Regions from separate parts of the Homo sapiens genome. Here all the other regions are linked to region 3. Evidence: chromatin loops called from intact Hi-C (ENCODE). Cell type or tissue: PC-9. All regions are shown on one strand. Links, peaks and the distances in the headings refer to the core of each region. The heading gives the core; the rest is flanking DNA.

What was found. Peaks named below come from ENCODE experiments on the same cell type or tissue, not always from the same donor. Only the 100,000 strongest peaks of a DNase experiment are listed, where the experiment ranks them.
Region 1: a loop joins it to region 3, with 3 times the contacts of the local background. A loop is called at or near these places in 2 of 110 quality-filtered maps.
Region 2: a loop joins it to region 3, with 18 times the contacts of the local background. A loop is called at or near these places in 3 of 110 quality-filtered maps.

Annotation. Positions count from the first base shown.
Region 1 is chr14:74,666,838-74,677,093 of GRCh38, forward strand. AREL1 (apoptosis resistant E3 ubiquitin protein ligase 1) reads right to left here. Exons shown (of 20, transcript NM_001039479.2): 6 at 9,746-9,915; 7 at 9,304-9,484; 8 at 8,862-9,109; 9 at 7,197-7,274; 10 at 6,240-6,381; 11 at 5,994-6,115; 12 at 4,571-4,646; 13 at 3,925-4,034; 14 at 3,110-3,289; 15 at 2,812-2,937; 16 at 628-757; 17 at 482-540. Among named protein-coding and RNA genes, the nearest start is that of AREL1, 41 kb to the right of the region's middle. In PC-9, for the core only: no CTCF peak of the experiment used is centred there; no DNase peak of the experiment used is centred there; H3K27ac peaks cover 419 bases.
Region 2 is chr14:74,799,462-74,809,717 of GRCh38, forward strand. It overlaps YLPM1 (YLP motif containing 1), which reads left to right. Exons shown (of 21, transcript NM_019589.3): 5 at 1-236; 6 at 3,095-3,215; 7 at 9,919-10,256. Among named protein-coding and RNA genes, the nearest start is that of YLPM1, 41 kb to the left of the region's middle. In PC-9, for the core only: CTCF peaks have their summits at 4,948 (motif pointing left) and 5,148; a DNase peak (open chromatin) is centred at 4,900.
Region 3 is chr14:74,544,887-74,552,886 of GRCh38, forward strand. It overlaps LTBP2 (latent transforming growth factor beta binding protein 2), which reads right to left. Exons shown (of 36, transcript NM_000428.3): 6 at 7,301-7,507; 7 at 6,178-6,464; 8 at 4,977-5,079. LOC124903346 (a long non-coding RNA gene) reads left to right here and starts at 7,429. Exons shown (of 2, transcript XR_007064265.1): 1 at 7,429-7,527. RefSeq lists enhancers at 6,469-7,132, 7,133-7,797. In PC-9, for the core only: CTCF peaks have their summits at 4,781 (motif pointing right) and 4,980; a DNase peak (open chromatin) is centred at 4,835; H3K27ac peaks cover 868 bases.

The DNA of each region.
Region 1 (10,256 bases), core at 1,181-9,180, 120 kb after region 3:
GCTTCCCAAGTAGCTGGGATTACAAGCGTGCATCACCACACCCAGCTAATTTTTGTATTTTCAGTAGAGACGGGGTTTCACCATGTTGGCCAGGCTGGTCTCGAACTCCTGACCTCAGGTGATCCACCCACCTCAACTTCCCAAAGTGCTGGGATTACAGAAGTGAGCCACCATGCCCGGCCTCAGTGATACTTGATGAATAAATGAGTATTAATTATTACTCTTCATAAATAATGAGCTACTTGCTACTTTCATTTATTTATCCCTTAAGCTAATATCTCTGCACTCTTTGCTACTAATTTTCACATTCTAATTTTTTAAAGGCTGAAGGGTCAATGAATGGAGGAGCGACAAAAGTGAAACCACCTCTTGCATAAATGGCTTTCCAGCTGCATCTCATAAGAGAAGGTACACCAAGCTGGTTCCTGTAAGCTACAAAAATGCCAAGTTAAGAATGGGAGTCTGAATTGCAATCACTTACCTCAAGCTCATTCTCATCAAAAATAGCCAAAAGGTTCTCAGGGACCAATTCATTCAGGCCTGAAACAAAGTAGGCAAGTTAAAGTCATACCCACACCATGGATACAGGTATTTTAACTTCAAGGCCAAGAACAGACAGGATCCCACCTTTTAGGAAATGTTCCACCTCCTCTTTCACTTGACTGGCCAGCCGATATTGGGCCAGCAAATTTAAATAGAAGATTTTATTCGCATTGGTGACTGGAGTTTGAGCTCCACCTGTCATGAGTTCTACAACCTGTAACAGGCAGCAAAAGACAGACAAGGGAGAGGCTGTGGATGGAAATTTATGAGATGACATCTGCCTGGATGTTTTATAGACACAGATTACTGACCTCCATCACTGTCAGTCACAAGTTTCTGCTGTGCATTCAGCTTTTCAACACACTTGGTTTAATTTAGTTCCTAAGCTTCAGGGTTCCTACCACTATTGCTGTATACTAGCTATTATTTCTGAAATGGGTGCCTGGGTAAGGTCTTCTCTGACTCAGTCAAGTAGTAGTGATGCAATAGGAAGATACTATGGCTCCTCGCTAGCAATGTTTTAATCTATGATCCAAAATGAAACCACTATTGACCTCTTCTCTAAGCAACTAAGAGTAAAATCAGATAAGCAGTAAGGAAGTCTTTTTATGTCTCAGAAATTCCAAGATGGGAACAATTGTTCCCACACATTCTTTTATCTCTAATGTGAGTCAACAGAACAAGCCACAGTTTGATACTTGAAGATCCTGGATTCTAATCTCAGCCCTGATGCTAGCTTGCTACAGACCTTTGGTTAATTGCCCCTCCAGACCTTAGGGGAAATTATTTGGCCTGAACTTTCCTCTCTGCAAAGAAAAAGGTGAACAAACTGTATGACTCTCAAACAGAATTGGTATCCCCCAATAAACTCCTAAGGGAACTTTGAAGGAGCCCTGAAGCACAGCTTAAAACCATCATCCAGGAATATTTGTGTAGAGTGACCAAGGTTGTCTCCACAGGTGAATGAAGTTACAAGATCAGATTTTAAGACAACAGCATGGTAGCAATAGCATGCTACTCCACAGCAGGGATTCTCAATGGATCTAAAAATGTAAAACATTTTTTCTGTTGGTATGCACAATCCTGGATTTTTTTTTTAATGTAAGCATTTCTATCTAGGAGACTGAGAAATAAATTATTAAGATTTAGTATTCATATTAAACACAATTAAAATGAGCACTACCCTGGGTCTGAGGACCCTAATTCAGTGTCCTATTGACTCTAGCTGCCTTACCATGCCAGCTCAGGAAGTTGGGTCTAATCCCATGTGTACAAAGGCAGACAGCTGGGAATCCCATAATTTCCAGAAAGGATATCTGATTATCAGTATAGTGGTACCAATGGTCACAATTTTTCAATCATTCCTATTCTGCTTTTAACTTTAAATTTACTGCAACTTTAGCGTCATCATTATCATTTGATGCTGTTTAACACCACAATGTAAATAGAAGCACATGCATCGGAAATATCTCTGGGCCATCATTTTCTAATAAAAAGTTTTGGTTTTATTATTTTGAGATAGGGTTTTGCTGTGTCACCCAGGCTGGAGTGCAGTGGTGCAATCACAGCTTACTGCAGCCTTAACCTCCTGGGCTCAAGCGATGTTCCAGCTTCAGCGCCCACTTCCTCCCACACTACCCCAGTAGCTAGGACCACAGGCACACGCCACCATACCCAGCTAGATTTTTAAAATCTAAAAGACAGGGTCTTGCCAAAGTTGCCCAGGCTGGTCTTGAACTCCTGGTCTCAAGCCATCCTCCTGCCTCAGCCTCCCAAAGTGTTGCAATTACAGGCCATGAGCCACTGCGCCCAGCCAAAAAGTTTAAAAATACCCAGGCATTGTGTTAAAATAGGAATCACCTACATCACTACTGCAAATGTTGACACAGACACTGCCATCTCTTCCAAATCTGCTTGTACAGTGACACTTCACCATCATTCAGTTATTTTTCAACTGGAAGCAGGACTCGGTGGGATAGATGGAGATATGTGTCTTTTGCTTCACTCAAATGGGCTGAGATCATAAAGCATAGGATGCAATGTCCTAAAGCTGTGCTGTCCAATACAGCAGCTGCTAGCCAAGTGTAGTTATGTAAGTATACATTAACTAAAATGAGAAGTTCACTTATTATGTCACCCACATTTTGGGTGTTTAATAGACAACACAAATATGGAACATTTCCACCACTGCAGAAAGTTCTCTTAGACAGTCCTGCTCTACAGGAAACTGGAGAACATAGGACCCAGAGGCTTTGTCCTCTTTCTCACCTTATCCAATTGACCTGATTTATTATATTTCTCTTCTGCAAAGACCAGCTCCATCTCACTCATGTCATTGTTGAGGATAAAACAAACTTTAGATTTGTAGAATTCTGGGTCATCTGTTTCAAAGTACTGAGGAGGCAGAAAGACACAGAACAGAACATGAATACTCTTGCCCTGAAAGGTGTAACTGCTTAGAACCACTTATCCCTTCAACCTTAAAAATTATTTACAAGCCCAGGAGGAGAGATTTCAGGGTTAATGGCCAGGGGCCTTAGTAGGAAATGCACACCCAAGATGTTACCTTGTAATGCATACGCAGTCCTATGATTTGGGCCAGGAAAGAGCGGGTGAAGCGAGCTCGGACCAACTGCTTGTAGGCTCCTCCTAGAGAGGACTCATAGAGACACTTGCCCACGAGCCGTCCCGCAAACTCATACATTTTCAGGCGCAGATGAGCGGGGCGATTAGGGTTGGGATGCACCTGTCCAAGAAAGAGACTGAAAGGCCCTGGGCCATTTTTCTTCAAGCCCAGTTCTGGAAGGACCCTTCCTTCCCCAACCCCATGCCAAAGGAACAAGATGTCACTGTGAGGATCAGAGCCCATCCAAATGTTAGTTTTTTGGTAGCCACCACTGAGTAATTCAAAGTGACTAGAAGATAAAGGGCAAAGGTGGACATAATTAAGAATCTTATATTAAGTTTGTGGTTAATCAGCAGATGATGTGATGCCTTTTCCCTAAACCAGAACTTCTTTCAGCCAAAGTGTACTTCTCTACTCCTGACACCTTTGTCTAGACAAAGATCTAGTACAGGAATCATTTGCTTCAGGTATGTTTTGAGAAAGAGGCTTAATTATTATAATAATTAGTAGAGTAGACATTATACTATAATGTTTTTAGTCAAATATTCAGCTGCCTGCATTTTTGCTTATTTTACAGATGAAATAATAAAGGCAAAGAGGAGAAAGACAATCTGATTAGCTTATATTTTAAGCAGTAAAATTAAGAATAGGACACAGGTTGTCAGGTTCCCAGATCAGTTTCATAATTTTGAATCCTTGTTAGTCTACCCATGATAACATAATCCACATTTTCCACCCACCCGTCACCAACTCACTAATGCTTGGTTGTTGTCACTGAACCGGGTGAAGAGCTGATTGGTGGTATCAAATAGTGCTTTGCAGATTAGCTCAAACCATTCCCGGCGAGGCCCTCCCCAGTCCAGAGCTGAAAAGCATAATGAAAATAAAAAATGACTCTGCCCTCCCTCCTCTTACCACTTTTGTTTATTGAGTCATCATTTTATACTCTCCACATTCCCTCTATTGTACTACTCTGGTGTTTCTCCGTTGCGACTCATCTAAACTGTGGTCCTTTAGAAATCCCACCCCTTTTTGTAGGATTAATGGTATTCTGATCACTAAGGAAAAGCCCCCTAGTATGGAAACACCAGAGGTCGGAGATCCCAGGAAATGGACATTTCTCTCAAGGTAACCACGGTTCAAACACTTAGAACTCTCTCTCCAAGTCCCTGTATGTCTGTGTACCACAAGCTCCTCAATGCCATCCTGGCCAGTAAATACTACCCTTTTTTTCTTGACTCATGGTTCCCTTTTCCTTGGGGAAAAAAAAACCTAGGTTTTTTTTTTTAGGGAGTGAGTAGGAGGTAAGAGTTGCTTTTTTTTTTTTTTTTTTTTTTTTGTGGAGAAGGTGCGAGTGGGGAGGAGAGTTCAAAAAGATGAATATAAAATTTCAAAACTGACCTTCTTCATCCTGGAAAACAACCTCAAAGTTCTTGCTCCAATCTGAGATGGAGAAATTCCGAGTGGCTTTCAGAGACTGAAAAGAAGTGAAAGGAAGGGAATTGTCAGAACACTGGCTGGTGTCCTCTGGATGTTAAAGACAACACAAGAGCACTGCCATTGTCTGCTGGACTAACTACGACTGCCTGAAGGAGATATGTTACTCATAAACAAGCTTTAATGATACCACCTGACATTTAAAATGCACATAACTTCAAATTTAAAGTTTTAAAAAATAATCTGATTTGCCTTTACATCATCACTTTGTTGGAAAGCTGAAGTTGTTTTTTTCTTTTCCTTTTGTTTTAAACAATCCTTGTTTTAGCAATGAAAACATTCTTGCATAAAGAAGTAAAAAATGACTCAAGTCAGTAAGCTGTAGGCAAAAGAACCAAGGAATCCTGGTTTTCAGCAAAGTATGATCTATCCACTAGACATATTTATCCACAAGGCTAGGTTCAGACAGCGAGCCATGCCACACGGAGAATATGGCTGAGAAAACGGGTTTCCAGTCACACCTACCAGAGCCAAACATCACAAACACTTTCTGGACAGGAACCAAGCCTTCTCATTCCTGGGGAATGTAAGAACTATGCCAGTGTCTGTGCAGTGGAGACAGACACACATCAGGTGTTCCTTTTCCATCAGACCAAAGTGACAACAAAAATCATTTCCTTTTAATTCAACAAGCGCTCTATTCCAGGGATTCAATAACAAGAAGTTTCTTCTGTAATCACTATTTACACCTGCCCTACATGGGAGTTCCAAGGGACCCATTCAGTAGATTTGAAGGCCAGTAAGTAAACTGCTCTTCCCTCGATAACATACCTCCAACAAAACTGCCCCAAATTTAGTAGAATCAAATAGAAGAACAGACATATGTAAAGAGAGAAATTTAGGTTTCAGAAATTTAGTATATCTGTCTTTTATAAGTATATCTGTCTTTTATAAGTATATCTATATCTTTACTTAAACAGAGAAATTTAAGTTTCATGAAAAAGATAACCAGATCAGGCATGGTAGCTCATGCCTGTAATCCCAACACTTTGGGAGGCTGAGGCGGGTGTATCACTTGAGTCCAGGAGTTCGAGACCAGCCGGAGCAATATGGCAAAATCCCATCTTTACAAAAAATACAAAAATTAGCCAGGCATGGTGACACATACCTATAGTCCCAGCTATTTGGGAGGCTGAGTTGGGAGGATCACAGCCCGGGAAGATCGAGGCTGCAGTGAGCCATGATCGCACCTCTGCACCCCAGCCTGGGCAATAGAGTGAGACCCTATCTCCCAAACAAAAACAAAAACAAAAACAGTAACCTGCAGAATATAGACATTCAATTGGAAAACTTTGGTATCTGCTGACAGAGATGAAATTTTACCTACCGATTCCAACAAGGCATGTCTGCTGACCTTCAGGGTGACTTTGGAATGTGGTCTTTTCATATGTACCTGCCGAAGCTCTCGCTGGAAAAAGTTCACCTTGTCCTGAAAGGTCTCAGAGCCTCCTGGGGAACAGCAAGATCCATCATTACAGCCTCATTACAAGCCATCTGTGTAGTCCTGCCTCTCCACCCTCATGGATGTGGCTGGGCTCACTACCTTCCCTATAGAATCCCTGTGTAACCTCACCTATGTTCTTATGCAGGGAGCGGATAAAAGTGGCTGCTAGAATGTTCCTCTCCTTACAGCTGAGCTCCACAGGAGGTTGAATGCCATCATCCACCACCAGTGTGAGCAGCTTATGGACAGGGTCAGGACCAAGGTATGAAAACTGGTAAAGAAAAACAAAGAAATTAATCTATAAAACCCTCAAGGCCAGTAAAAGTCCTCCACAGCTCTATCCTGTGTACCAACCAACAACAATAAGTTAGGCTTGTTTTCTCCAAATGAGGACCTACCAGAAATACATTTCATTATTTTTCCCTTCAGTGATTTACATTTCAACATTTAAAATTATTTTAGTCACAGAGACTGCCTTTAGTTAGGACCACCAGCAAAACTACAGACCTTCTAACATAAAATATAAGAAGGGTGATATGTTAAATAGCAATAAATGGCAATACGGTGATATATTAAATAGCAATAGTAAGGATATATTAAACAGCAATAAATGACTACTCCAAACTGATCAGAAGAAAACTATTTTTATAAAATGGCACATTCTAGCCTTTGGGCAAAAGTTTAGATTCCAGAAGCCCAGAAAAGTTAACAACAAACAAACAATGTATTTTAATATATGAGAGTGGTGCTTCTAAAAGGAGTTAGCTTCAGCACACTGGGAGACCAAGCTTGGGCCAGAGTTACAAACATCTTCTCTATTAACTTAGTCTTGAAGGCAAAGGATCACTGTTGAAGTATTCTGAGTTGCTGCTAATTCCTGTTTCTGTAGGCATGCGTCCTTCCAGAATTTATATATTCTTCATGCCATTTAGTGAGGAGATAATGATGCTTTATTTGGCAACGAATCCTGTGTACACTGTGAGATCTTGCAGAAACACTAAAAGTGCTTCTGAGAAAAAATAAAAGGCTGAGATAGTCCAGAGATGAAGCATGCTTGATGTGAACCAGATGTAAGGTTCAGCTTACTTTTGTTCCTGGACACACTCGGAAGGTGTAAAGGCGCCAGGGGATGATCTTCAGGTAGAACTCCTTCACTGAGAATTGCTGGAGGACCAACAGACAGGAAATGAAGTGAATGATAAATAAAAAGGCTCTATTTGGGTATTCTAATTCAAATATCATAGTCCCTATTTACATTTCTCATAACCTTTCCTCTCCATGGACAAAAGTAATAATTTAGTGAGTACTAAAGTCAAATAAATACATTAACTCTCTATTTAAAAAGGCAAATTAAAAATATTACCCTGATGGCCAAGTGTGGATGGCTCACATCTATAATCTCAGCACTTTGGGAGGCCGAGGCAGGCAGATCACTTGAGGCCAGGAGTTCAAGACCAGCCTGGCCAACATGGCAAAACTCAGTCTCTACTAAAAATACAAAAAAATTAGCTGGGTGCGGTAGCTCATGCCTGTAATCCCAAGTACTCGGGAGGCTGAGGCACAAGAATCGCTTGAACCCGGGAGGCAGAGGGTGCAGTGAGCTGAGATTGGACCATGGCACTCCAGCATGGGTGACAAAGTGAGACCCTGTCTCAAAAAATAAAATAAATAAAAAAAATATGACTGACAATGCAGTTTCACACAGAGATATTTCATAATTGTAATACTCAAGTCTTTCTAAATATCTGGGATCAGGTTTTCACTTTATGAGAACAGAATATTTCACCTAGAAACAATCAAAATCTCCTTCTGCTCAGCCCCATGATGCTCAGAATGACTTCCTCCAAGTTACTGGATAGCAAACACCAGCAACCCATACACACTGCTTTATACCTATTTGAATGGTGCCAAGGATCTGCCAGGGAAGGGAGGCAAGATGGGGTGAGCTGGAGTGGAATATGTTGGTGGTATAGGGGAAGGTCCTCACACAAAAAAGTTCATACAAAAGAGGAAAAGACAATGCAAAAATTTTTTAATCTTAAAAAATCCCTTTTATCTGAATGTGCAGGTCAGTTGTTTTCTTGATAAAAAAAAGTTTAAAGAAAATTTCAAACACATACTAAAGAAGACAAAGAAGTATAATGAAACTATCAGCTGCTTCAACAATTATCAATTCATAGCCAATCTTGTTTCATTTATTCACTTACCCATTTCCCTCATTACCATCACCCCTAGTCCAAATTAAGGCTAGATTTTTAAATGAAGAATGGTACACAGCAAAGTGTTCTGAAGTAGAACAGAATTAGAACTCAGTTTTGGTTATGAGATTAAAGAGATGCAATGGGATGTTTCACAGAGTCTCATTTTTATGAGGACTGAATGAATAAGGAAAAACAAATATTAAAAAGAAACTAACACAAAGTGCTTCTTAGCTCAGGGGCTTGGGAAATTCACCTTCTTTCCTCTGCCAAAATTTCTTTACTCCAATCCTGTAGCCTAATAGTGACATCCATTTACTGTGGTTTCATGAATCACAGAACAAAAGATCAAATTGTTTTGACACAGCACAAGAAGCCAACAGTAATTTTTATGCTAGCAAGAAATTTTTAACAGTTGAAAGTGGCTTTCTATACAACTAGTTAACAATCTTGCCCTGATTCTCAGACTGTTACTTTGTGGTTTCTGCTACCAAATACCAATTACACACAGGTTCAAGCAGGGGGATTTTATGTCGAGAATGGAAGGTCCAACCTTTGGTGACACATAGCAGTACACCTTCTTCGGTTTCTTCACCTTCTCAGGGGTGTGGCACTCAGAGGGCGAGTCTTCATCTTCCTCGTCAACAGCAGTGGATGGCCGGCGCTGGGAAGAGGTCATGTGCATGGGTGGCAGGTGCCATGGAGTGCTGCTACAGTTGGTAGCATTATAAAGATAAGCCTCAAAGTAAATGCTCACGCCTGAAGTGGACACATTGCGTTCGACGATATTCTTCTCATCCTCTGAAGTATAATAAGGAATAAGGTTTAAAGTAGAAGTCAGAGAAGAAAAAAATTACCTATCACAGGCTTTTAGTCCACAGGACAAGCCAAATGTGGCCCAAATATCAAATGTTTGTGAGGTCAGACAAAAGAGTGCAAACAGGCAAAGAAACGGCTGAAGAACAGCACTAAATCATACTTTTCTTTTAACTTACCACTTAGGACAATAATGTCAAATTCACCATTATTGATTGGCTGATTTTGGTATGAAATGCAAGCATGGAAGCAGCCTCGAGAATGCAGGGTGAGTCGCAAGAACACCTGGAAAGTCTGCCTGTTGGATGTTACTGATTTCTCAAATGAGACACCAGTACTCTCTTCTTCTTGAGGGCCGAGCTATAGGAAGGCAACAGAGCATCACTTAACATATAGTATTTTCCCATTTACAAGCCACTTTACTCCTTACAAAGAGCTTTCCTATCTATGATCTAATCTAAATCACAAAATTACTAATGAGACAGGTATTGTCAGATGAAGATACAGACAGCACAGAAGTCAAGGAGAAGGAAAGAGAGATCGAAGTGAATTAGGTGTGAGAATAACAGAGAAAGGAGCCAGCTCTCTCTAGCACACAGATAAAGAAGGGAGACTGCTTACCTCATGAATGGACAAGGTGTAATTGTGCTCATCTCTCAAGGACATGGAATTGTTGGTGGGATTATCATACTCATCTCGGGGTACTATTTGAAGGGTGTGCGGCTGCCCACAGGTCAATACAAGAGTAGAAAAGTGGCACACAATTTTGGTCTTAGAAGGAACCACCATTCCTGGAACAAAGACAATGGAATCTAACATTTATTTATTTTATTTTTTTATTTTTATTTTTTTTGAGATGGAGTCTCGCTCTTTCGCCCAGGCTGGAGTGCAGTGGCGCAATCTCGGCTCACTGCAAGCTCTGCCTTCCGGGCTCATGCCATTCTCCTGCCTCAGCCTCCCGAGTAGCTGGGACTATAGGTGCCCGCCACCATGCCCAGAGAATTTTTTTTTGTATTTTTAGTGGAGACGGGGTTTCACTGTGTTAGCCAGGATAGTCTCGATCTCCTGACCTCCTGATCCGCCCGCCTTGGCCTCCCAAAGTGCTGGGATTACAGGCGTGAGCCACCACGCC
Region 2 (10,256 bases), core at 1,058-9,057, 260 kb after region 3:
TATGTTCCTGACAGAATGGACTGGGAAAGAGAACGGTTGTCAGACAGATGGTACCCATCTGATGTGGATAGACATTCCCCCATGGCGGAACATATGCCCTCCTCACATCATTCCTCAGAAATGATGGGGTCCGATGCAAGCTTAGACTCTGACCAAGGCCTTGGAGGGGTAATGGTTCTCAGTCAGAGGCAGCATGAAATCATTTTGAAAGCTGCACAAGAACTGAAAATGCTTCGGTAAGTTGACTCCTTCAGATCCTTTCTTTTAATAAAAACCACATTCAGACTGCTCTTTTTAAAGTGATATGATATATTTGAATGGAATCATTTTACTTCAAGTTCTTATCACATACTTTTAATTTATATTTCTGGTCATTCAGTGCTGTTTTAGGGTTAGAATGGGTATTTAGGAACTGTGTTAATGATAAACTTATGCCCTAAGATGTGAAAATTGATTGCTGTCTTGGCCTTTGTAGAAGTGTTGCTGGCATGCCATGCCTGTGCATGTTTCAAGTGTCAAACTTCAACTTTTCAGTGCTCTGGATTTCACAGGGTTCATGTGTAACCTTCATTTTTTCCAGTAATCAGTTTGTTCTTTGGTATTAGATCTGATAGACTTTATATTCACTAATCATTGATAAAACTTTGGAAAGTGCTGTATTTTTCTTTGTTGAAGCTAAGAATGGTTTGCTTAGGAGCATCCTCAGATTTGTCTTAACTATTGATACTTTCTTTTGGGGATGTTTTATCTTTCATTATAACTAAAAGCAGATATTTCTCCTTGAGGATGTTATTTGTTTCTACATAACCAAATGTTTTCTTTGTGAAATGGAAAATAGGATTTCTTGACTTACAATCAACTGTGTATAGGTATCTACATAATTTTCCTCTTTTCTTGTGGTAACAACAATAACAAAAGCTAACATTTATTGCATGCTTACTCCGGGCCAGGAACTGTACTAAGTGTGTTGTGTATAATAAACTCATTTAATCCTTAAACCAGCTGTATCTTGGGATAGGAATTTAGAAGTCAGTGACAGATTGAAAACTTTTTTAAAGCAATTTTTTTGAGAAAGTCAATTAATGATTAGGTTTTGATAAATTCCAATGTATTTCTTCCATTTTTCAATTCTGGTTTACATTTGTGGATCTTAACAATAAATTATAACTTAAACTTTAGAACTAGGAAAGAAAAATACGGTGAAGAAAAGGTAATGATGAAAGACCAGATACGGCAGGTTTGTATGGTCTATAGCTAAGAGGTTTATTTTTTCCAGATTACTCATGAAGAAAATGTGGAAAGCATGCTATAGAATATTTAGCTACTACACTATTCACTTTTAAGTTATAGACACCTTTAATTTTAACACCTACCGTGTAACTGGGCACTTGCTAATAATTGAGTGTATATTATGTCAGTCTGTCTATCTCAAAGGCCTGCAAAGATAAGGTAGTATTATCCCCACTTCACAAATGACACTAAAGTTCAAAGAGGTTAAGTTCCCTTGGCTAGTAAGTGGCAAACCCGGCCTTTGAACTCAATCTGTCTAAAACTCTAAAATCTGTGTTATTTATGGAGAATACCAAGCTGATTGGTGTTGTTAAGCTGCCAAGGTTTCTTTTTTTTTCCTTTTTAAATTTCTTTTTAATTCGTTATTGCTTTGCATGGTAATGCTGGATAAAAGGTGCTGCTGCTGCTTCATCCTTTTTTAAAGCTTTCTAGGCAACATGAACATAATTAAACAATATATAGGGAGTGATGGATAATGTCATAGCCGAATACAAGTCGTTTATGTTGTGTCAGTGTAAAGTCGTAAGGAGTATCATAAGGGATGTGATGATGGGATTTACCTGAGCAGTAAATAATCTTACACACTTGACCCTTACTTTGTGGTCCCTCATTTGTGGACCCTCATTTGGGTCACTTTAATGTAAGGAGAAAATTGTAAAAGGTCTTAAGAAATTGTAGTGGATTTTACCTATGTTTAAGGTAGGCATTGTGAAAAAAAGTAAAAGGAATTTCGTCAGTTTAAAGAAAAAACCGAAGGATTACATAATTATCTTCAGGAATATGAAATGTTGTTTTTAAAGGTATAGACTGACAGTTGTTCTCACCATCTACAGCAGGGGCCATAAATTAAAATGTCCCCAAGAATCAGATAACAAAAATGAGTGAAAGTGGGCCAAGTATAACTCTGTAGAGTACGGTGAAGATTGTGACAGGTTGTTTCATCTAACATGGGCAGCCTCTACTGCACTCAGCTGATTGTTGGCATGTGGGAATGTAGGCCTGGTGTTACCATATCTCTTTAAGATTTGAATTTATATATGAAATATTTTGCTTTGTAAATATGACAGCTAATTTCAAATTTTAAAAACTGATGTGAAAGCCACATTTTGAAAACCTTTTTAGGCCATATTTGGCCCATGGGCCACCATTTTGCAACCTCTGGTCTAAAGAGTTGAAAAAAATAGGCCGGGCGTGGTGGCTTACGCCTGTAATCCTAGCACTTTGGGAAGCTGAGGCAGGCGGATCATGAGGTCAGGAGTTCGAGACCAGCCTGGCCAATATAGTGAAACCCCGTCTCTACTAAAAAAATACAAATAATTAGCCGGGCGCGGTGGTGCATGCCTGTAGACCCAGCTACTCGGGAGGCTGAGGCAGGAGAATCACTTGAACCCGGGAGGCAGAGGTTGTAGTGAGCTGAGATCGCGCCATTGCACTCCAGCCCAGGCGACAGAGTGAGACTCTGTCTCAAAAAAAAAAAAAAAAAAATAGCAAGAGAGCTTTTGGTTGGATTAAAGAAAAACATAACAAGTAGATGAGATAGTAGAAAACAACTGAGGCAGGTTGTAGAATCTATTCTTGAATATCTTCAATAATTTATAATTATTTATATGTCTTAAATGACTGATGAGTTAGCTACATAAAAGCAAAAGAGGGTAATCCTGGAGCTGCTCAGTGTATGGCCACTGCAGAGAATTTTAGGACAAGGATTTTTTAGGTCTCCTTTTTTTAATTAAATATTAATTGTAGTCACTTAGGAATGGAATAAGCATGCTTTATGTACTATGTCAATTTTATTTGTTTGCAGGGAACAGAAAGAACAGCTTCAAAAGATGAAAGACTTCGGGTCTGAGCCACAGATGGCTGACCATCTACCACCTCAGGAATCAAGATTGCAGAATACATCTTCAAGACCTGGAATGTATCCGGTATGGGAGAATGTGTGCTCAGAAAATGAAATGGTTTCTACTTTGTATGTTTCTATGTTGTTTGATTTTTTTTAGAAGTTGAATAAATAACAAATTTCCTCTATAAAATGTAAATTTTGGAAACTTAAAAGTTTATGGTAATTGAACTTTGAACACCTTAAAAGCATGTTCAAAAGTGTGGTAGAGATGCTCCTTTTCCCCAGATTTTGATAAGTACACCAAGTACACCTGAACTACATAGCTTCTGTTCACAAAATGGTAGAATTTTTCTAATAATTTTTATGTTAAAATAGTCCTGTTGGCTGGGCATAGTGGCTCACACCTGTAATTCTAGCACTTTGGGAGGCTAAGGCGAGAGGATTGCTTGAGCCCAGGAGTTTGACACCAGCCTTCGCAAAATGGTGAGACCCCTATCTCTACCAAAAAAAAAAAAAAGTCCTGTTTTCCATCTAGGCAGGGCTAGATGTGGGCCTCGTGATGCTTCCTACCTCTTCAGGCTACTAGTCCTTCAGATGGGGAAATGTCATACCCCAGTACATACTTCAGAACTGTTCAGGCAGTATGAAAAGGGGTGTTTATGTTAAAGACTTGAGTAATTAAGTTCTCCTTTTTTTCCCAAGAGCATGCCAGGACTTCTTTTATTTTTGTTATTTTACCTTTAAGCCAGTAATGGGCTTTTCAAATGTTTAAAATGTTATCTTGCAGGTAGTTTTATGACAGCATAATGAAGAAAACAGCTCTACTGAACCTCTACTGAACCATTTCATCAAATTAACACTTTTCATTTCTCAGTGTTCCCTTCCATCCTGGTCTAATACTTAACAGTAAGACATAGTTGTTGACATCAGTGACCACCATGGTGTTGTTGACTCCCCAGATCGGATCTCCTGACCTTTGTACGCATCTACCTGTCTGCAGGGTTTCTGTCTGTGGATGTGACTCCTGTCAAATGCAGCATATTCAAAATGGGGCTCGTTATCATACCCCATTAAATTGTCTTTTTTCCTCACCATCACCTAGTCACCCTAACTTGAAACCTGAAAATCAACCCTCCATCTTGCTCCATCTTGCTGATTTGTCCTACCCTGCTGCTGATTGATTTTACCTCCTTTGAATCAAATTCTCAAGTATAATTACACCCATTTTAAGCCTATAGTTCGAGTTTTGACAGATGTATACCAAAAGATAAAAAAATTCTCGGCCAGGCGCGGTGGCTCACACCTGTAATCCCAGCACTTTGGGAGGCCAAGGCGGGTGGATCACTTGAGGTCGGGAGTTTGAGATGAGCCTGACCAACTTGGAGAAACCCCGTCTCTACTAAAAGTACAAAATTAGCCGGGCGTGGTGGCGCATGCCTGTAATCCCAGCTACTAAGGAGGCCGAGGCAGGAGAATCACTTGAACCCGGGAGGTAGAGGTTGCGGTGAGCCGACATCGCGCCATTGCACTCCAGCCTGGGCAACGGGCGAAACTCCATCTCAAAATCAAAACAAAACAAAACAAAATTCTCATCACCCTAAAAAGTTCTCTCATGCCCTTTTGAGATTGGGACTACCCCTATACTCCACTTCAGGCAGCGTCGATGTGATTTGTGGCCAGATGGACATTTTAAAACAAATCTCACCATGTGGCTACCTGGCTTTAAAACTTCAATGTTCTCCCATGCCTTCAGGATGAAATTTAGAATCTCTTGCATGACTTTCTTGTTCTTCCTGAGCTGGCCTGACCTCTGCTGACCATTGCTTGCTACTCCACTCTCTGATGCTTCATTTTCCCTCCACATAGAGCTACTTAACAATTTTGTGAATGTGCTAGATTCTTTTACTTCTTCATTCCTTTGCGTATGCATGTTGTTCTCTAAGCCTAGAGTCTTTTCTTTGCCTTCCCATCCCCTCCTGCAACTGGCTAATGTTTGTTTATCTTTTACAACTCAGCTCTACTATTTTCTCTTCCACCTATGTAGGGCAATTACCCTTGTACATACCCTGTAACATCTTGTACTAGTCTTTGTTGTCATCTTTATTATGTTGCATTTTGAGTGTCTGTTTTCTTGTCTTTCTTTCTAAATTGAGTCCATAAGATAATAACTATATCTTTCATCTTTGTGTGTCTTAGTAAATAGAAGCGCCAGATTGTACATCCACATTTCTGCTTTATTTGCTTAACAAATCATAATCATCTTTCCATATTGTTATATGCTATATTATTTTTTGATTTACAATAATTTATTGAATTAATTCAATTTCTGTTGGAATTTGTTTCTAATCTTTCACTGTTATTCTTAATATTACCCTAATGAATGTCTTTGTATTGGGTTCTTATTTTAGATAACTCCTTTTCTTTTTTCCTTTTTTTTTTTTTTGAAATGGAGTCTCACTCTGTTGTCCAGGCTGGAGTGCAGTGGCATGATTTCAGCTCACCGAAACCTCCACCTCTTGGGTTTAAGCGATTCTCCTGCCTCAGCCTCCCAAGTAGCTGGGATTACAGGTGCCTGGCACCACACCTGGCTAAATTTTTTGTATTTTTAGTAGAGACAGGGTTTTACCAATTGGCCAGGCTGGTCTTGAACTCCTGACCTCAGGTGATCCACCTGCCTCAGCCTCCGAAAGTGCTGGGATTACAGGCATGAACCACCGCACCCGGCCAATAACTTCTTAGGAGTAAGTTTTATGTTTTTGTTTTGTCTCTTTTTTTTTGCTCTGTTGCCTGGGAGGCTGGAATACAGTGGTACAATCATAGCTCACTGGAGCCTCAAACTCCTGGGCTCAAGTGATTCTCTCACCTCAGCCTCCTGAGTAACTGGGACTACAGGCACACACCCTACGCCTGGCTAATAATAAAAAAAAAAAATTGTTAGTAGGGACAGGGTCTCGCGTTGTTGCCCAGGCTGGTCTCGAACTCCTGGGCTTAAGTGATCCTCATGCCTTGTCCTCCCAGAGTGCTGGGATTACAGGTGTGAGCCCCTGCACCCAGCCAACAGTGATTTTAACGTCCCAAAGTGGGACACTTCAGTCAAAGAATAAGCATACTTTTTTTTTTTTTTTTTGAAACGGAATGTAGTCTGTCACCCAGGCTGGAGTGCAGTGGCACAATCTCAGCTCACTGTAATATCCACCTCCCGGGTTCAAGTGATTCTCCTGCCTCATCCTCCTGAGTAGCTGGGATTACAGGTGCCTGCCACCATTCCTGGCTCATTTTTTTTGTATTTTTAATAGAGATAGGGTTTCACCATGTTGGCCAGGCTGGTTTTGAACTCCTGACCTCAGGTGATCCACCTGCCTCAGCCTCCCAAAGTGCTAGGATTACAGGCATGAGCCACCACACCTGGCCCAGAATAAGCATACTTTTTAAATGATTCCTGTCACATAGCCAAACAGCTCTCTATAATAGTTGTATAATGGCCGGGTGTGGTGGCTCATGCCTGCAATGCCAGCACTTTGGGAGGCCAAGGCAGGTGGATCACAAGAGGTCAGGAGTTCCAGACCAGCCTGGCCAACATGGTGAAACCCCGTCTCTACTAAAAATATAAAAATCAGCTGGGCTTGGTGGCATGTGCCTGTAATCCTAGTTACAGGTGAGGCTGAGGCAGGAGAATCGCTTGAACCTGGGAGGCAGAGGTTGCAGTGAGCCAAGATTGCACCACTGCACTCCAGCCTGGGTGACAGATCAAGACTCTGTCTCAAGTGCATCACCTGAGGTCAGGAGTTCAAGACCAGCTTGGCCAACATGGTGAACCCTCGCCTCTACTAAAAATACAAAAATTAGCCAGGCACGCGCCAGGTGGTGCGCACCTGTAATCCCAGCTACTAGGGAGACTGAGGCAGGAGAATTGCTTGAACCTGAGAGGTAGAGGTTGCACATAGCGCCACTGCGCTCCAGCCTGGGCAACAAGAGTGAGACTCTGTCTCAAAAAAATATATAAATAAATAAATGAAAAAAAATAATTGTATAACATCTATACTATAGCCTCGTAAGCATTAGCTACTTAATATTTTTGGTATATTTAATAATTTTAATACAGCATTTTTGATTACTAGTGAACATGAATATTTTCCCATATTTGTTAATTATACTTTCCTCTTACAGAAATTCTGTTTGTGTCCTTCACCCATTTATCTGTTTGAGTCAGGTTTTTTTTTTTTAAATTAACTCATTATCCTTAATATAATATAGATATTAACCCTTTCTCATATAAACAATAATTTTAAAAAATGTATCTTTTACTTTCACTATATAGAATGAAGAAAGCAGTTTTTAAAAAATTTATAAGTATACATCTATGAGATCTTAAGATATTTAAAACTTGTCTTGATAGATCTACCCAGACTGAATAGCTTCATCCTATATTGGCATTTTCTTGACAAAGTTTACCATGCCATACTTTAAAAGTTTACCTTTAGGTAATAGCCATTTGTCTTTAACTGTAGCCAGTAGTTACCTCCAGTCAAATAATGTTCCTTCTGTATTAGTCAACTCCATTTTATTATTCAGAAAGTTTATTTTTAAAGTACTGTGTATATATGGGCAAATATATAAATAATGTATATTGTGGGCTCTCCAGGATCTAAAATAGCGTCAATAAAGAAAAAACATCCTAGAATAACAGAGAAGTAAAAAACCAAAACAAAACAAAAAACAAAAAAATAAAACCAAACCAGCCAGACACAGTGAACTAAGAAATGGGAAGTAAGTGTTTGAATCACACTTACAAAGATTAAAATAGAGACTAGGCATGGTGGCTCACACCTGTAATCCCAGCACTTTGGGAGGCTGAAGCGAGAAGATTACTTGAGGCCTGGAGTTCAAGACCAGCCTGGGCAACATAGCAAGACCCCGTCTTTACCAAAGAAAGAATAAAAATAAAATGTATTTGGCAACTGGGTTTCAATATTGAGTAGATAGGACCAATTTGCTAAGAAGTCCTACCATCTCCATCATAGACATTTCTGATGGTAACTGGTGATGCTTTGGGAAAACAAATGGAAGGAGGGCACACAACAGTGGCACTCCTTAGATTACTAGATGTTCATTTAGTTTATTTTGTTGTTTCATAGTACTCATGTTCTCTGTTGGTCTCAGCTTCACCACAGATGACTATTGTCAACCAGATAACTGAAAGGAACAGAAGTGTGGAGGCTATCTAGGATTTCTCTCACTGAAAATTTACTGTTTTTGTGGAGGAGATAGGTCTCTAGAGTAGGAAGATAGTTCTTATTTATTTATTCATTTCTCTCCTTCCTGCACACTGAGCATAGGAAGATAGTTCTTAACCGAGGGTTATAAATCAGAATTATTCATGGAGGGTTTTTTTAAAATTTTGAATTACTGGTGGGACCCCACCTACAGAAGTTCAGTAGATTTGGTATTGGCCTGGGACATTTGAATCTTACGTGGCTACCACCCTAATTTGGAGTATGGAAATTTTAAAACGTTTTCATTACCCCTGTAAGATCACTGCACCAGTTTACAGTTAGTTAATCCTCATTCCTACCCCAGTCCCAGCACTTTCTGTCTATATAGATTTGCCTTTCTGGGCATTTTGTATAAATGAATTATATAATATGTAGTCTTTTGTGTCTATCTTCTTTTCAAAGTTTACCCATGTTGTAGCATGACTCAGTACTTCATTTCTTTTTACTGCTTTTTAAATTTCTTTTTATTTATAACCTGTTACATGAATATACCACATTTTGTTTAACCATTCACCAGTTGTTGGACATTAGGGTTGTTGAATAGTACGGCTATGAATGTTTGTGTGCAAGTCTTTGGATGGACATATGTTTTTATTTTTCTTGGATAGATACCGAGAAATGAAATTGCTGAGCCATATGATAAATTTATGTTTGGCCGGGTGCGGTGGCTCATGCCTGTAATCCCAGCATTTTGGGAGGCTGAGGTGGGTGGATCGCCTGAGGTCAGGAGTTCGAGACCAGCCTGACCAACATAGTGAAACCCCATCTCTACTAAAAATACAAAAAATCAGCTGGGCGTGGTGGCGGGTGCCTGTAATCCCAGTTACTCAGAAGGCTGAGGCAGGAGAATCACTTGAACCTGGGAGGCAGAGGTGGCAGTGAGCTGAGATCGCGCCATTGCAGTCCAGCCTGAGCAACAAGAGTGAAACTCCGTCTCAAAAAAAAAAAAAAAAAATTGTGTTTGACTTTTTGAGAGAAATTGGCAAAGCATTTTCTATAGTGGCACCATTTATTCCCACTAACAATCTAAAAGGGTTTTTCTTTCCTATATCCTTGCCATCATTTGTTTTTGTCTGTCTTATTAATTATAACCATTCCAGTGCATATGAAAATGGTATCTCATTGGGATTTTAATTTGTGTTTCCCTAATGACTAATGATGGTGAGCATCTTTTCATGTGCTTATTGGGCATTTATATATTTTCTTTGGAGAAATATCTATTCTCATCTTTTGGCCATAGTTTTTTTTTTTTTATGATTTGTCTTACCGAGTTTAAGTGTTTTGTATATTCTGAATTCAAGTTCTTTATCAAATATAAGATTTGCCTATGTTTTCTCCCTTTCTGTGGCTTGTCCTCATTTTTTTTGATGGTATGTTTTGAAGCACGAAATTTTGAATGAGTCCAAGGTGTTAACTTTTTTCTTATAAATTGAGAACCAGATTTTAATTTCCACTGATCTATAAAAACATAGTGGTATACTTGTCCACTAAGCTATTTATTCTGTTCTCTAGCCTCCAGGGTCGTATAGACCTCCCCCTCCTATGGGCAAACCACCAGGTTCAATTGTAAGACCCTCTGCTCCACCAGCAAGATCATCTGTTCCTGTGACCAGGCCACCTGTCCCAATACCACCACCTCCACCTCCTCCACCTCTACCTCCTCCTCCTCCAGTGATAAAGCCACAAACTTCAGCTGTAGAACAGGAACGATGGGATGAAGATTCTTTCTATGGGCTCTGGGATACAAATGATGAACAAGGACTGAATTCAGAATTTAAGTCAGAAACTGCAGCAATTCCATCTGCTCCAGTATTACCACCCCCACCTGTTCACTCTTCCATTCCCCCTCC
Region 3 (8,000 bases), core at 1-8,000:
TCTGGTTACCAGAAACACCACACATTGGATATTTCTCTTGAGAACCACGTGGGGGAAAGCCTACACCCTTCTCCCTAGGGCAATTATTTCTCTTAACGCAGGCCGGGGCTACATGTTGCTAACCTGCCCCTCTATCTAACCCAAATCTTCTTGACGGATATAGCACAAGTAACTCACAAAACCCAATCTTGACGCGCATCCTCTTGGCTGCAGAATTCCAGTCTAGCATCCTGATCTTTGTTTCCTTCAGGGAGGCTCAGGTCTCCCCAGAATGATTAGGGAGATCTTGCTCAGCTGAGAGTCAGACATACTGTGGTTGGAATCCTGGCTCTACCTGCCCTAGATGTATGACCTTGGACAAGCTCCTCAGCCTTCTTGGAGCTCCATTTTCCTCATCCATCAAATAGGGTTAAAAATCCTGGGCTTGCAGGTGGCTGTACAAATTCAGTGAGACAAAACATGTGAAGGGCCCAGTGTAATGTGAAAGTTCAGGAACTGGCGGCTATTCTTGGTTTAAGAGAGAAAGGTGCAGAGTTCCTTGAAAGGGCAGAGCAAGAGAATCTGTTCTCCCTGGAGATACAGAGGGCCCTGGGTTCAGAGGTGAACTCAACCCACCCCAGGCAAATGGCAAGACGATCTCATGGCAAACAGCTGGAGCCCACCACTGTAGGCCCTGAGCCATGTGCCAGCCCCGCCTGTCCCAGCAAAGGGGCCTGGGGGTTGACACAGCCAGTGCCAAGCCAGATGGGGCAGTGGCCAACTTTCCAGTCAGCCCAGATGTCTGTCTTTCTCAGATGAAAACTCAAAAATGTGGCCTCAATCAAAGTGGCTTTTGAGAACCGTGTGTTCTCCAGACTCTGGCAGGAGGATTGAAGAGGGCTATGAGCTGGGACCCTTTGATAAATCCCAAGGGGTCAGGAAGACCTGGCTCAGGCTAAGTCCTGGGAGTTCAGCTGGGTACACATTACCTCTACCACTCAGAGTGAAGGGAGCAGAGGGGAACTGTGGGCTGGTCTAGACTGACTCCCGGGCCAGCTCTCCATGCAAGTTCTGTGGCATTCTGGAACAAAAGGGATTTACCTATGCCATGCAATTAAGACTTCAAGGCAGTCCTTTTCCATGTCAGGAATAGTGGCATTCTGTTGCGACCTTCTTCAACAGTCCAGCACAGAGCCTCAAAGCCAGAATGTGACTGAAGGGAAGCCATGAAGCCACTCCCAGGCTGCTCACCCTATCACTCCCACCACTGCCTGATTTGCTAGAACACTTTACTGGGGATGACAAAGGCTTCCCCCAGAAGCATAAGCCTATTTTATCAGAGGAGAAATAGGGGCTCAGAGAGGCAAAGCCACTAGTGCCAGGGATGATCTAGGATCCAGAAGTCCTGTCTGTCTTGCCAACCTTCCCCAAACCTGCCCTGGCAGCTTGTCTTTTCTTCCTCTGCTTCTTGTATAGAAGCTTCCTTGTCATCCCCACTTAAAGAAATGTGCCCACCCCAGCCCCAGGTTCAGGCATGAAGCGAGGTGCCTGGCACTCTGTCAACACAAACAAGGCTCCCCAACGTCTTGCCCCTTCTCTATACAACGCCCAACTGCACTTTCATGTGTTTTTGATGTTTATGTTGCCCTGGTCTTTGTTATTTCTTGCTCAGTGTGCTGGGATGCTTGACATTCCAGGGTCTGTACCCTGGTGCCCAGCGCGCTGAGATGTTCTGAACACAGTAGGGGAGGCCACCATCTGGGATGGGGCAGAGCGAGGGCAAGGGCTGAGCGTTGGGTGTGTTGGGGGAGGGGTACAATTCGTGTTCTGCACGCACCTGATCCACAGAGCTCTGCTCCCGTGCCCACCGCCACTGGGCTCTAGCCCTGTCTGAACCGAGCTCACCAGCTGTATTTGGAGCAGGTTCCTTGGGCATCAGGTGGGCTGAGCTCTCAAGGCTGGCACACAGGTGGAACCAGGAGTGCAGCAAGTGGGCGAGCAGGTAGCTGCTTCAGTACAGACTCTGGCCTTTTTCTCCTGCTCCCCACCCTTCCAGTGGAGGGCTCCCCCACTCTCAGAAGTGCTTCCAAGATCTGGGGATGTGGTCATGGTGCCTGTCAGCCCTGGCTGAGGGCAACAGGCCTAGAATCCTCCATTGGCAGCAGCCAGCCCTGGCATGGACCTCACAGCCTGCATCTCTGCACCCCTGATGGGCTCCAGAGCTTGGGACAGGCAGGCCCTGTGCTCCCACTGTCCCCTCCAATCCTATAAGTGGCAGATGTGACATATAAGTGAAGAATCCAGAGTGGCTCTATTTTCATTTTCACTAATGTCACCTGATAGGTCTGTGGCCACTAACATCACTGTCAGATTGGCTTAGTGAATTACAGAGGAGATACTGACCCAAGGACCCTGTGGGGCCCTGATCGCTGACACCCCACCCAGAGGGCTGCATCTCAAGAGTTCAGGATTATGCTTGGTACCCAAATCAAGGACACCTTAAGGCCTGAAGACTTGCCCAGAGGAAGGTTCCGAGAGGGGCATAGACCTCAGCTGGGAGGAGAATCCCAGCAGTGAAGCGGGATTCTGAGAAGGCCCTTCTGGAAGCCTGTTTCTCAGCTGCACCACTCCACTCCTTTACACTCACGCTGTTGGCAGCTGAGCCCACTCTTCCCCTTCATTATTTCTCAGATTCCAGAGGCAACAGCGTGACAGCTTCTGAGCCCTGAGACAAGGAGGGGAAACTTCTAAGGCTGCCCCTGAATTGCCACTTGGATGAAATCTCATTGTTCCTACCACCTAGAAAAGCCAGCTCCCTCCTAGGACAGCCCTAACTGGGTCAGGAGGTCCCAGGGCAGGTCAGCACCTTGGTCAGCGCAGCAGGTACTGCATGCCCCTCAGAGGGTTGATGGGGTAAAGGGAGAGAGACCCCCACCCACTTGTCTGAATGAGCCAGCTCTTGGGAACCAGAACCTGCCCAGAGCAGGGACTTGGGAGCCCTGGCCCCACCTAACCCTTCTGACATGCCTGCCTTTCTACAGGAGAGCCAGGGCTGAGCAGGGCTCAGCAAGAGACATACTGTGCTCCAGAAAATGTTGCTCATTCTCTTGGTCTTACCTGCACATGCAATTTCCTTGGGTTGTTAAACTCTTCCCCATTACTTAACTGTCCTACCCCTAATTATTCTTCAAATCTCATCCTGGAAGTCACCTCCTCTGAGAAGCTTTCCCTGATCCACAGGGTTTAGCCTGTAGGGCCCCCATCCCACAGTGTACAGATGTGCAAGTTGTGCACTGCACAAAAGCACCATCTCTAAGGGAATCATTGGCATCCTAGATTGGCATATTTATGAAGATGATCTTGAACAAATGGAAGGGCAGGTTTTTCTAATTTGCACAAAGGTGCTACTGGACCTATGAGGGGCCTGGGCTCCACTGCCTGTGTTTGCACAGCACTCAGGACTTGACCAGACACTGCTCAAACCTCTTCATTCCTGATGCCTACCAGCCATCTATGACTACCCACTAAATTGTAAGCTTGGAGAGGAAGGTGCGGTTTTTACCACCTTCTCTACTCTCTGTCCAGGGCCTGCATGCTATGGCCTCTTCAAATGGGGGCTTAGTCAATGTAAATATTTGTCGACTGATTAGAATGTGGGATATAGAAGTTTCAAGGGTTCAACGCCTGATAGGAAAGAGAAAAGAAAACAAGGAAAGAAGAAAAGTGGCAAAAACATCTCTGGCCTACAGGGGAGACCTGGGCAGTTTGATGCACATCTCCTGTGCAGTGGGTCCATTCCTTTCTCGCTTTCTTGAGGGATACTTTCTAATTACAATAATGATAATGATTGTAATAGCCATGGTTTATTGACCTAATACTAAGCATGTGCATCATTTCATTTAATCTCTACAGCAGTCTACGAGGCTGGCACTATTACTATCTCCATTTTACAGATCAAGAGACTGACGCAGAGAGAGGTGATCAGGAAGAGCTGGGACTGGTACGTAGTATGTGTTAGACATTTAAGCCTGGGAGCTGAACACTACCCTTTGCTACTTCGCCAAAAATTCTATCACACTGTAAAACTGTCTACACTTATTTTTAGTTTGGAAAATGTAGTCACTGCTCCACAGCTGAGTCTGATGCAAGGAACAGCCCTGCCCCTCCCATCTTTGGGCTCCTGTCCAGCCTCCTGACAAAGCTGATTGACCAAGCTGACTGCTGACAGGCAAAGGAAATACACACCAGGCTCAGGCCCAGGCCCAGAAAGGAGGCCTGGAGGGAGAAGACAGACAAATGGGCAGAAGCCACACTCACGCACAGGCATCTGGTCACCCTCCTCCCAATTGTGCAACTAAGACTGGGGAGAGCATCGTGAACAGGCATCTTGCTCACTCCTGAAATTGCAGTCCTTGGCACATACAAGGCACCCAGTGAGTATTTGCTGAATGAATGAATGAATGAATGAATTAACACATGTTAGGTTTTTCCCATCGTCCAAAAGAGGGCAAGGAACTAGGGCTCCCATACCCCAAGGATGAGGACATCTAGGACAGACATTCAACCCTAATTCAAAGTCAGGGAGGCTGGAACAGGAGGTAAGGAGATAAAGAGGAGGCCTGGGGGCCCCATCAGGGAGAGAATAAAGAAAACACTGAATCACTGAATCAAGATCTCTGGACCCCTGGCATCTGGGAGGGGTGTGCAGGGGAACACTGAGTGAAATCCCTAAAATCTGATCAAGAATCTCTGCAAGAGAGAGCAGGCCCTTGCAGGCAATCAGATGGAGCAGGCAGGACAGACTGCACCAGCAGAGGGCTGCCAGGAGCCTCAGTGCTGGCCAGAAACACCTTCAAGGCAGGTCTGGGAAGTCTGCAGTTTACCAGCCTGTTCTACCTGCCTGGCCTCTGACATCCTGGAGGGGAAACCCTGGCAGGAGAGGGCAGGCCCAGGGAGAGCTTCCTCCACAACACGTGACCTTGGACTCCAGCACTCACCTGGTCTGGGTGGGCATGGGGCACACAAAGTCACCCCCCAGAAGGCTCCCACACTGCCACAGCAGTCCTCCTGGGTAGTCAGCTCCAGCAGAGGGTTGGCACACTGGAAGGAGAGGCCATGGACACCTGTGACCACCCCCCTTCCCTCCCAGGCTGTGCACAGAGATGTCCCGGGAAAGCCTAGGACACAGAGCTCACTCCCCACATTCTGCCAGAGGATGTCCCCAGCCAAAGAAGGGGAGAAGGGAGTCAGCCCATATCCCAGAAGGAAGCAGAGAAACCTGCCATGCACTCTCCCAGCCCTGAACCTTGTGTGTGGATGGGACACCCCAGACACAAGATCTGCCCTGTGCGGGGCTGCAAACCACCACCCTCCATGGCCCCAACCACAGACAAAGGGTCCTAAAGGAAGAGCTTCCTCTGCCTACCTCCAGGGAACTGCAGGGTCACCCACAGAGTGGGCCTTGTGAGCAGAGCCCCAGGCTCAGGGACACCCCAAGGTGAGAGGCCAGGGATGATCTGGGAATTCAGGGTGTTTACCCCTTGGCTGTCCCACCTCCTCCAGTTCCCTAATCTCAGATAGGGTTTCTGGAAATACCTTAGTTTCTGGAAACTAAGCGGTTTCCTGGCAACCCCAAGAAAAACCATACTGGGTCTGGTCTAACCCCTATTCTTGGGTGCCTGGCCTCAGAAAATCTTCCCTGATTTCCCATTATGAGCTGAGGATGGTTCCAGAGGGCAATAGGAGTATCTCTCATCTTTGTACCACCAGGGCTTTGGGGTTAACCTCCATTTGTTAATTCCACACCTCTGTGACCCCAACTGTAGCCTCAACTGGATAAAAAACTCCTGGCCAGATCCTAACAGCCCCACTGGTCCATGTGCCAGGGGTCATAGGATCAGCATCTCTAGGCTGCCTTCACCTGAGGATGCTGGTGACAGCTCCTCCAGAGGGGAACTTCCTTGGGTCTTCTTCTGTGTGCCTGGTATTGACAAGCACCAAGTAGAGCCCAGGAAGGAGGCCCAGACTCTCCATACATGGACAATTTCATGCCTTGGGTTTTCCCATCTGGGAAATGGGAGAGTCTGCAGACACTCACATTCCATAAGAACAAAGAGGACAGAGAGGAGGAGAAGGGCAGACTGGGGACAACTGCCATCCTGGAAGCATCCAGGGCTGAGGCCAGAGCTGTGTTCTCACCTGTCCGTTCACAGTGTTCAGGTAACACCGGCCCAGCAGTCCTCGAGGCCTGGGTGCTGCTGGGGGCAGTGGCCGAGGGGGCTCTCCAGACCGAGCAGGGATGTTGTTGCTGTCCCAGAGGCTGTGGCCAGGGCTGGCAGGCAGCCAGGGCGGGGGTCTGGTCTCCACGCTGTTCTCCACTAGGGCCTCCTCCACCCCGCCCCGCACCTGGGCCACCTGGTGGATCTGCACTGAGGCCTCGGGTGGGTGGTGAATGTGCACCTTCACCAGGGAGGGGTTCACGGAGGCTGGGCACAGGGGCTAGAGTCAGAGCCAGGGAAGCAGGGCCCCACCCTCATTTCCAACCCTCTGAAGGGTATCCACCACCCCTGGGCCAGGCAGGCCACTGGCTATGTGTCACCCCAAAACTCTCCTTCCATTTCTTTGCTCCCAAGTTAGAACCCCAGAATGATCCCTTGTGGGGACGGGATGAAGTGCAAACTCTGTCACTGAAGGAGCCTCATTATCACATTCCAAGCTACCTTCCTGATTCTACCTCCCCCATGACCCTGGCCAACCCTGGAACTCCAGCCCCCTGTCTCCTGCATGGCCCCACCTCCGTGCCTTTGCTCGTGCCAGTCCCTCTGCTTAACCAGATGCTACCCATTGTTTCAGGCCTAACTGCAGTCCATCCCCTCCACGCAGCTGTCCCAGAGCACTCTGGGCTTAGGAGCCTCTCCATCCCCTGATCCCCTAAAGCATTCTGTATTTTTTTGGCACCTAATAATGGAAGGCAGGGAAAATGAAATGTTTTATGCTGATATTCTATTTCCCATCCATTCTCCCTCTATTACCCAGGCCCATGGATTCCTTGAGGGCGGCACCCTGCCCTTACACTGTTTTGTCTTCCCCAGGGTTCCCAGCACAGGGAAAGGGCAAAAACAAGTCGATAAATTCCGATGGGAGGGGGCTGAGAAGTTGAGGGAATGAAACTTAGCGCTGAGGGCCAGGAGAAAGAGGGAGGTTTGATCATAAAGGAAGGACTACAGGCAGCTTCCCTATCCCTGTCACAGCCATGGTGACAGCCTCCACCCAACTGGCACTCCTCCCAGGGTCCCGCCGGCCCAGCTGTGCCGGCACTCACCCAGCTGGTTGGAGAGCGGCAGTGTGAAAGTGGACTGCTTCAGTGGGGCTTCCAGCAAGGCCCTGGGGCGGGACCCCCTCCCTGGAGGCTCCCTGTCCGGCTGCGGGATAGGCAGGTGGCAGAACTTCCCGGTGGAGTTGGCGGGGCACCAGCATTCGTCCCTGCCGATGCAGCGGCCTCCGTTCAGGCAGGGGATCTGGCAGAAATCTGCAACATCAACCCTCAAGGTAACCAGCGGTGGAAGAACAGCAGCACCCGCTCTGTGGCTGGTGACCACCACAGAGAAACAGGCGGCAGAACCCTGACCCTAGATGGCTCCTGTAGCCCGGAGCCCCCTGAAATGTAGGGACTTTCCACTTCATTCATGTAGAGTGAAGAAGAGTGGATAATAACCAGCCCCTGCCTTCCTGAAAAGTCTATTTAGGCGTTTCCCTGCACCCCACAATAACCTGGGAGATGGGGAGGTGGCATTATCATGAACTCTGTCTCTTCTCTGTTGAGGAAACTTGGACTCAGAGAGGTTATGTGACTCCTAGAGTCACACAGCTAGGCTGCCAAGTGAGGACTCAGCTCCCCATGTGATTTGGGACAACTTGTGGAGCCACAGTTTGGGAGCAGCGGGCTCCAGTCCAAGGCAGGCCTGGCTCTCTGGCCATCTACCCTCCAGGGCCAGCTGGGAACCATCTGAGCAGGAAAGGGA